Linked DNA regions of Homo sapiens: region 1 is linked to region 2. The links are chromatin loops, found by intact Hi-C in ENCODE. Cell type or tissue: breast epithelium. All regions are shown on one strand. Each heading gives the region's core, and the rest is flanking DNA. Links, peaks and the distances in the headings are about the cores only. Region 1 has its middle 33 kb from the start of ZDHHC19. Region 2 overlaps SENP5 (SUMO specific peptidase 5).

Region 1 (5,595 bases), core at 15-4,014, 740 kb after region 2:
TGACGATTGTCTCCGAAATATAATTGGGGATTAAAATTGGCACCAAGCACTCAAGTAACTAGCTGAAGGCCGCTGAGGAGATGGGCGGCAGAGCTGAGGTTTGGCCTGGGCAGTTTGCTGCAGACCTGGTTGTAAAGCCCAAGCTGCTTCCCCTGGGCACAGCTCCACCGTGCTAAGCCCAGAGTGTGCCTCTGTGAGGTCATGGCTGCCGACCTTCAGAAGACCCCTGCGACCTAAAGTTTGCTTTTATTTTGAAATAGATACTTTTTTTTTTCCTGATTTATACAAGTAAAACACGGCTGGTCGCATTGGCCCACGCCTGTAATCCCAGCACTTTGGGAGGCCGAGGTGGATGGATCACCTGAGGTGAGGAGTTCGAGACCAGCCTGGCTAACGTGGCGAGACCTTGTCTCTATTAAAAATACAAAAATTAGCTAGGTGTGGTGGCACATGCCTGTAATCCCAGCTACTTGAGAGACTGAGGCAGGAGAATTGCTTGAACCCAGGAGGCAGATGTTGCAATGAGCCAAGATCGCGCCACTGCACTCCACTCCGGGCGACAGAGCAAGATTCCATCTTAAAAAAAAAAAAAAAGTAAAACACATATATTTCAGAAATTTTTTAAAGTACAGAAAAACACAAAGAGGAAAAGTAAAATCCTCTGTAATCCCACAGCCCAGAACTAAGCACTGTTAACATCTGGGGACCTCCTTCTAGTCGTTCCTCTTGCTGTCAACATGCATATTTAGTAAAAGTCGCCATCACACCATTCTGTAATTTTTAAACAGCCTTATTGAGATCTAATTGTCTAAAATAGATATTGAAAATATACAATTTGATAAGTTCTGACATATGTATACATCTGTGAAGCCACCACTGCAATCAAGATGCTGAAGCTAAGCTGGGGGCCGTGGCTGACGTCTTGAATTCCAGTTACTCGGGGGCTGAGGCAGGAGGATTGCTTGAGGCCAGGAGTTCGAGACCAGCCTCAGCAACATAGTGAGACCCCCCCCCACCCCCCGCCCCCATCGCTTAAAAGAAAAACCAAACAAAAAGATGCTGACAATCTGTCACCCCCGAATGTCTCCTCAGGCCCCTTTGGTAACCCTTCCCTCGCTGCTCTCCCTTCCCAGTGTGGACATCCAGAACTCAGAGACTTTTGGCTAGGATCACAGGTCTGGGTAGCAGGCACCTGGCCCGGGGGCTGGCCTAAGCTCTGTCTCCTGGCCAGGATGTGCTTCAGGGAGAACCAACAATATCGCCTTGTGCAGGCCAAAGGGTGCGTTTGATTTTGTCAGTTTCCTCCGGCAGCTCAGCTAACTCCCCACGAGTCGGCTTCCTTCCCCGCAGCCCCGTCATGGAACCTTCCAGTTCGCTAAAGGGGGTTCCACCCTGAGTGGGCTCTGCAGCCTTGTCTGGGCCAGTTGCTGGGGCCCCCGTGTGGCTCGTATAATGGGTGCGTGTTGCCCCTCCAGGTGGAGTTGGAGCTGGGGCGGAGCCTGCCCGCGTGTTGGGGTGTGCAGCAGGCTGCCTTGGAGCACCTGACTCGTTTTTAGCCGCTTTTAATGGGTGTCTTTCTGCATCCTGTTACTCATGCACTTCAGTGAGCAGAGTTTCCTGAGTGTAATTTCATCTTTTCTCTATGACTCAGGGCTGTATTTGCAGCCTAATTTGCTAATGTCAGGTGGCAGATGGAGTGAACAGTGTGGGTGGACGGGGCCAGCCCCAGCAGTGCCACTGGAACTTACTTTCCTGCAAAGACCACATGCTTCAGCTGGTCTTTTTGGCTGTGTTCTCCAGCCTCCGGAGGCAGAATGGAGGTTGGGTTTCTGCCTGGCCTACTGGCAGCCTATGACGCTACCAACTGATTAGCAAATCAAAGGCCAAAGCAGCCTTCTCTTAAACGGCTTTGTCACCCTCCAGCAAATCAGCATCGCAGACTCTCTTACTTGTACATTGTTTCACAGTTCTGGACACTTTCACACGCATTTTCTCCTTTGAGCTTCAGAACGCCCCTGTGAGAAAAGCAGGCAATTGTTCCTTTCCCAGTTTAGATCTGACTACACAGCAGGCTCCAAAATCAATGCCAGGTCCATTAACGACCTGACAGGCAGAATACCAACCCTTACAAAGCGAGTATAGGATAATATCTCTTGACCTTGGGGGTACAAAGAATTTCTTGAAAGCACTAATTGTTAAGAAAAAGATGAATAAATTCTACTAATTTTAAAAGGGAAAAGAAAAAAGAAAAGCTCTGTTCATCAGAGGATGCGACGAATAAAGCTTTAGAAAGACCAATGCAGGATCAGAGTCCAGAGTACATAAAGAACTCCTAGAAATAAATAAGAAAAAAGACCAGGAAAACCCGACCAGGTGTTTTGCAAAACAGGAAATATACATTGTCCATCAACATGTAAAAGATGCTTAACTTTATTAGAAATAAAGAAAACGCAAAATAAAGCCACTAGGAAATACCATTCTATAACCATCAGATTGGCAAAGATAAAAAGAATGGCAGTTCCTTCGGGCTGGGTGTGTTGGCTCATGCCTGTAATCCCAGCAATTTGGGAGGCTGAGGCAGGAAGATCGCTTGAGCCCAGGAGTTTGAGACCACCCTGGGCAACACAGTGAGAACTCATCTCTACAAAAAGCACAAAAATTAGTCAGGCATGGTGGCACATACCTGTGGTCCCAGCTACTTGGGAGGCTGAGGCGGGAGGATCACTTGAGCCTGGGAGGACGAGGCTGCAGTGAGCCAAGATCATGCCACCATGATCCAGCCTGGGTGGCAGAGTGAGATCCTGTCTCAAAAACATTTTTTTAAAATAATAAATTAAAAAAACAAAACAAAACTGCAGGGCGGGGTGCAGTGGCTTGCGCCTGTAATCCCAGCACTTCGGGAGGCCGAGGTGGGCGGATCATGAGGTCAAGAGATTGAGACCATCCTGGCCAACATGGTTAAACCTCGTCTCTACTAAAAACACAAAAATTAGCTGGGCGTGGTGGCGGGAGCCCGTAGTCCCAGCTGCTTGGGAGGCTGAGGCAGGAGAATCGCTTGAACCCGGGAGGCAGAGGTTTCAGTGAGCCAAGATCACACCACTGCACTCCAGCCTGGGCAACAGGGTGAGACTCCATCTCTCAAAAAAAAAAAAAAAAAAAAAAAAAAGACTGGAGTTTCAAGTGTTAACAAGAATGTAGGACACAGGGAACTCTGCCTGCCCACTGGCAAGCGTGTAAGTTCCACCCCGTTGAGTAGCAATTAGACTTATCTTGATGAGTTGTTATTGCTCTGATCTGGGCTGCACAGTTAAGACTTACCTTTGCCCTCTTTGACCCAAGTGCAGCTCCACTCCTACGGCACAGTTTGCAGGGAGGTTCGGGGCAGCACAGTTTGCAATTTCAAAACAACAATAAAACCTGTAAGCAAACCATATAACTTTTCAAAGTAAAATGGATAAATTGTGGGATATCATATAATAGAACATGACAGAGAAAATGAATGAGCCTCGGCTTCACTCATTAACAAATGAATTTCAAGAACATGACATGGAATGGTGTCTTTATTTTTTGGGGCTGCTGTAACAAAGTACCGCACACTGGGTGGCTGGACAGCAGAAACGTGTTGTCTCCCAGTTCTAGGGGCGAGGAGATCAGGGTGCCGACAGGGCCACGTTCCCTGGGAAGGCGTGGGAGGAGGACCTGTTCCCCGCCTCTCTCCCGGCTTCGTCCGGAAGCCTGACTCCAGGCTTCATGTGGTGTTCTCCCTGCTGGTGGCTCTGCCTCTGTCCTGTGTTCTGCTTGTTATAAGGACACCAGTCGTATCGAATGAGGGTCCACTCTAATGAGTGCCTCTCACCTTGAGCACCTCTGTAAAGACGGTGTCTGCAAACGGGGTCACGGCTTAAAGTATTAGGGGTTAAGACTCCAACATATCTTTTTTGGAGGGACAGAATTTAATCCATAAATGTTTAAAAGTAGTAGAATACACAAAATGTGATACCATTAGCATAAAGTTTAAGGATACGTACATACATAACCGTCTAATGAAAAGGAAGGGAATGATAAAGGCTAGGTTTGGAATGTGACTCCTCTCGGGTTGAGGGAGGGAAAGGTGACTGGGGCTTCCCATGCCTGGGCATTCGTCTAGTTCTTTTTTTTTTTTTCCCCAAGACAGGGTCTCACTCTGTCGCCCAGGCTGGAGTGCAGTGGTGCGATCTCAGCTCACTGCAAGCACCGCCTCCCGGGTTCACGCCATTCTTCTGCCTCAGCCTCCCGGGTAGCTGGGACTACAGGCGCCTGCCACCACGCCCGGCTAATTTTTGTATTTTTAGTAGAGACGTGGTTTCACCGTGTTAGCCAGGATGGTCTCGATCTCCTGACCTCATGATCCGCCCGCCTCGGCCTCCCAAAGTGCTGGGATTACAGGCGTGAGCCACCGCGTCCGGCCATCTATTTCTTAAGCTCAATGGCAGATGCATAGGTTTGTTTTAATATTCTTGATAACATAAAACATACCAGTTAATGGAAAGTAGGGGGCATAGTGGGGGGTCTGCACAGTCAGCCCGGAGGATTCAACCTGGTGGTGGGTCTGGAATTTAAAAGGTATAAAAAAATTTTGTCCAGGCGCGGTGGCTCACGCCTGTAAACCCAGCACTTTGGGAGGCCGAGGCGGGCGGATCACCTGAGGTCAGGGATTTGAGACCAGCCTGGCCAACATGGCAAAAATTTGTCTCTACTAAAAATAGAAAAATTAACCAGGTGCGGTGGCACATGCCTGCAATCCCAGCTACTTGGGAGGCTGAGGCCGGAGAATCGCTTGAACCCAGGAGGTAGAGCTTGCAGTGAGCTGAGATGGTGCCACTGCACTCCAGCCTGGGCAACAGAGCGGGACTTCATCTCAAAAAATAAATAAATAGATAAAAGTTATAAAAACATTTTTAAAATAAAACATTAAAAAAACCACGTTATGGCAAAGCACGATGGCTCACACCTGTAATCTCAGCACTTTGGGAGGCTGAGATGGGTATATATATGTATATAACGTGTTATTTTTATTTAGGGAGTAATTTATAAGTGAAGATTTATTTATTTATTTATTTATTTATTATTTTTGAGACAGAGTCTTGCTCTGTGGCCCAGGCTGGAGTGCAGTGGCACGATCTCGGCTCACTGCAACCTCTGCCTCCCGGGTTCAAGTGATTCTCCTGCCTCAGCCTCCTGAGTAGCTGCGATTACAGGTGCCTGCCACCATGCCCAGCGAATTTTTGTGTTTTAGTAGAGACAGGGTTTCACCATGTTGGCCAGGCTGGTCTTGAACTCCTAACCTCAAGTGATCTGCTCGCTTCGGCCTCCCAAAGTGCTGGGATTACAGGCATGAGCCACTGCGCTCAGCCTAATAAGTGCAAATTTAAATAAAGAATCAGAGAAAAGAAGTGTAGACAACGCTTCGGAGCCATTTTGCTGCAGAGAGAAGGAAGGCAGCGGGTGACGGCTGGAGGAGGATGAGGGAAGCTTCCCTCTTTTGCACGTGAAGCACTAGGTTCAGAGGTTAAGTGACTCACGCAGGCTCACACAGCCAGCCTGGCTCAGCCTGGA
Region 2 (4,000 bases), core at 1-4,000:
CAGAATTTGTATCTTTTTAATTTACAAAGCACTTAGAACTGATGAGAACTGCAACTATCCCCAAGCGGCTGTATCAATTTATACACTCTAACCAGAAAATATGAGAATGCCTATTTCCTTACACTTACATAGACACTTGAATAGCATCACTTTTTCTAACATAATGGGCAAAAAATTTAACTGATGTAGTTTTCATTTGCATTTCTATAATTTCTGGTAAGGCTGAACACCTCTCTGTGTTTTTAAATGGTCATTTGCATTTTTCCTAAAATTTACTAAATTAGCCTTTGTCCATTTCTATTATGTCCTTTTATCCTCCCCTTATTCATTTGTAGGAGTTTTCCATGTATTCTGGATAGTTATTGTCTGTTATTTGCATCATACATATTTTCTCCAAGTCTGTTGCTTGTCCTTTAACTTTATGATATACAGAAGTTTTAAATTATTAGGTGGTTAAATTTATCCAATTGTTCCTTATGTCTTTTCTTTGGTTCCATGTTAAGAAGTCCTTCCCCACTCTGTGAACATAACATTTTCCATATTTCATTCAAATACTTTTACAGTTTTGTACAGATTTCTTTTAAGTACTTAAAGCTTTAGGAGTTTTCATAATAAAGAATTTCCACATTTCTTCCTAGGGCATATTCCTGGGTTATTTATGTTTTGTTTCTTTTATAAATGGAATCTTATTCCCAGTTACATTTTCTTACTGGTTCTTGGTAGTGCAGGAAAATCCGGAAACCTACTCATTTTTCTTGATTTTGTATCCCACCATCTGTTTATTAGCTGAACACTAATATTTTGTCAATTGATTCCATTAGGTTATAGTTTATTCTACAGGAGTTATTTTGCAGATACAGGCCAATTTTAGCTCTAAGATGATCAAAGAAAAACAATTTCTAACCACATTCAAGATGTAGTTTTAAGGGAAAAGCAGAGAAAATCCAAGTGGAGTATCTCAGAGGGGGATCTGGATCCTAGACAGATCCTCTCCTCAGCCAGAGATTCCTCTTCTAGTCCTTTTCTCAGCTAACACTTTGGAGGATTTTCATGACATAAACTGTTCCTATATGGTTTTGACTGCTGCTGTTCTATCTAGAGCTAAGATGCTATTTGGCCAATTACAAAATAAATGAAAAAATAGGCAGTATATTAACTTACCTCTACACAAAACTTAAAATGAATGCCTTGGGAATCATAAAATGAAATAATTCGATTAGAGAGTGTCACAGTAATGAGAGACCAGTGGACTTCCAGGTGAATAGGAATCAACAGAAGACTCTTTTTAAACAAATCCACCTGATCAAGAAAAGAGAAAGAAATGCAGCCATCACCACAGGCTATCCAAACCACCAAAAACCAGCAGCTTCCATTTGCTGACCTTTGACCTGCACAAGGGCAAAAAAGTAGGAAGCAATGAACCAGAATTTGAACCCAGGTCTTACTCTAAGCCCATGCTTGTAACTATTAAGCTATAATACACAACAATAATACAAAAATAAAGATATACAAAGTACAGTTTTCCAGTTAATCTACTAAACCTGTGTGTCAAGTGCCTGAAGACTTGGCTCCTTGTTTACCTCATTTTCTCATATACATATTTAACCTGGATTCAACTCTTGTTTAGAAAGGAATCATAGTATTAGAAAATGGTATAAGGGGCCAGGCACGGTGGCTCACACCTGTAATCCCAGTACATTGGGAGGCTGAGGCGGAAAAACTGCTTGAGCCCAGGAGTTTGAGACCAGCCTGGGCAACATAATGAGACTCTGTCTCTACAAAAAAATAAAAAATCAGGCCGGGCTCAGTGGCTCACGCCTGTAATCCCAGCACTTTGAGAGGCCAACAGATGGTTTGAGCTCAAGAGTTCAGGACCAGCCTGGGTGACATGGCGAAACACTGTATCTACAAAAAAATACAAAAACTAACCGGGCGTGGTGGTGTGCACTGGTAGTCGCAGTTACTTGGTAGGCTGAGGTTCAAAGGATGGCTTGAGCCTGGGAGGCGGAGGTTGCACTGAGCAGAGATTGCACCACTGCACTCCAGCCTGGGTGACAGAGCCAGACCTTGTCTCAAGAAAAATAAATAAATAAAAAATCAGCCAGGTGTGGTGGTGCATGCCTGCAGTCCCAGCTACTTGGGAGGCTGAAGCAGCAGGATCACTGAGCCCAGGAGGTCGAGGCTGCAGTGAGCCATGATCACACCTCTGCATTCCAGCCTGGGCGACGGAGTGAGACCCTGAAACTGCATCTACAGACATGGTGTAAGCAGCAGTTAAGATCATGGGCTCCGAAGCAAGTCTGCTCAAGTTAGACTCGTTCAACAGACATGATATAAGCAGCAGTTAAGATCATGGGCTCTGAAGCAAGTCTGCTCAAGTTCAAATTGTGGCTCTTCCACGTATTAGTCACATGACTGGTAATTTCCTTAGCTTCTTTGCACCTTGATTTCCGCAACTAATAAAATGGATAGAAAATAGTACCTACCTTATGAAGTTTTTAAGAGTAATAAAAGAATATGTGTAAAATGCATACAACTCTGTTTAGCACATTATAAGTAGCCAAATACCTTAGTTATTATTATGATTACTTGCTTGGGTCTCTCAAATGTCAAAATTGAGAAAAACATCTTTGATAATACCTTATGCATCCTTTACAATCCTAACACATATTTTATATCATAATATATATCCCTTTACAATCTAGAAATGCTTGCTATTCCACTCAAAATTCCAGTTGTAGAGTGGGTGATAAAGTAGTAAGTGCTCCACATACATTTGTAAAAGAGTGAATCAATTTCCCTTCTCAGGTATTTTTTAGCATAATTTGGTGATTACTTGGGTTAAAACATTTTAAACTACCTTATATTCTCTGAAACTAATTTCCCAAGATTTCCTTCTCGCTTTCTGATACTCAAATAGTGTCCTGCTCTAAATGAATCTTCTGTTAAGTCTTCATGACCTTGGAGCAAAATCACTTAAGCTTTTCAGTTTCTGCATCCATAAACCTGGGGGAGTGAGGTGGGTAGAAGGAAATAGTGAAAATAATAAACAATGTTCCTTTCCAGATTAAAAATTCTGAGTATCCTTTTTTTTTTAATTCCGAGTATCTAAAACAAGGAATCATATTTAGAATACAGTAGTAAATAAAACCAGATGTATATTCTTCTCAAAAAGTAATGTTTTCTACATTGTAAAACAGATTTTTGTATAAAAATTAGAAAATACAGAAAAAGATACACTTCACCTATCTTTCCAAATCATTTTCTTCTTCTAACACACTAACATAGACATACATAGAGCTTTATACAGGCTGAGTAACTCTAACCCAAAAACCTGAAATCCTCCAAAATCTGGAACTTTTTGAGTGCTGACATGATGCCACAGACTGTCCACAGGGGTGGCTGAGGTAGTGACATTTTTACTTTCTGATGGGTCAATGTACATAAACTGTTGCATATACAAAATTACTAAGAATATTGTAAATTACCTTTAGGGCATGCATCTAAGGTGAATATGAAACATAAGTGAATTCTGTGTTTAGACTTTGGTTCTACCCCCAAAATATCTCATTATATATATGCAAATATTACAAAATCTGAAAGAGTCCAAAGTTCAAAACACTTCTAGTCCCAAGCATTTTGAATAAGGGATATTTAACCTGTACACATAATTAAGAACAATGTGCATGACAGATTGTATCACTGACCCCAATTATTTGTTGCCCTCCCTGTGAGAAGATTATACAGACTTGCCCATTGCCATGTGACTTCTCTGCCCTCCCAAAGAGAGAAGTGTAGTCCTGTCATGTGATTTGCTTTAATCAAAAGGATGTAATAAGCAGAAGTGAAGTTATGTCACGATCAGATTGAAACTTTCAGAGCTACCATGTGAGACTGCCATGTCTCAGGAAAGGTGCTGCTCCTTCAGTTTGGGTCCCATTCGCAGAATAAAGAAGAAAAACCATAGGTTCATCTGCTTAGATGCAGGAAAAGCATTTGA

The links. Hi-C counts contacts between places; a loop is a spot of excess contacts. Peaks named below come from ENCODE experiments on the same cell type or tissue, not always from the same donor. Only the 100,000 strongest peaks of a DNase experiment are listed, where the experiment ranks them.
Region 1: a loop joins it to region 2, with 22 times the contacts of the local background. A loop is called at or near these places in 1 of 110 quality-filtered maps.

The regions. Positions count from the first base shown.
Region 1 is chr3:196,175,876-196,181,470 of GRCh38, reverse strand. No RefSeq gene overlaps it. Among named protein-coding and RNA genes, the nearest start is that of ZDHHC19, 33 kb to the left of the region's middle. RefSeq lists an enhancer at 1,484-1,683. In breast epithelium, for the core only: no CTCF peak of the experiment used is centred there; a DNase peak (open chromatin) is centred at 1,820; H3K4me3 peaks cover 326 bases; H3K27ac peaks cover 369 bases.
Region 2 is chr3:196,920,713-196,924,712 of GRCh38, reverse strand. It overlaps SENP5 (SUMO specific peptidase 5), which reads right to left. Exons shown (of 10, transcript NM_152699.5): 7 at 1,162-1,299. Among named protein-coding and RNA genes, the nearest start is that of NCBP2-AS1, 17 kb to the left of the region's middle. In breast epithelium, for the core only: no CTCF peak of the experiment used is centred there; no DNase peak of the experiment used is centred there.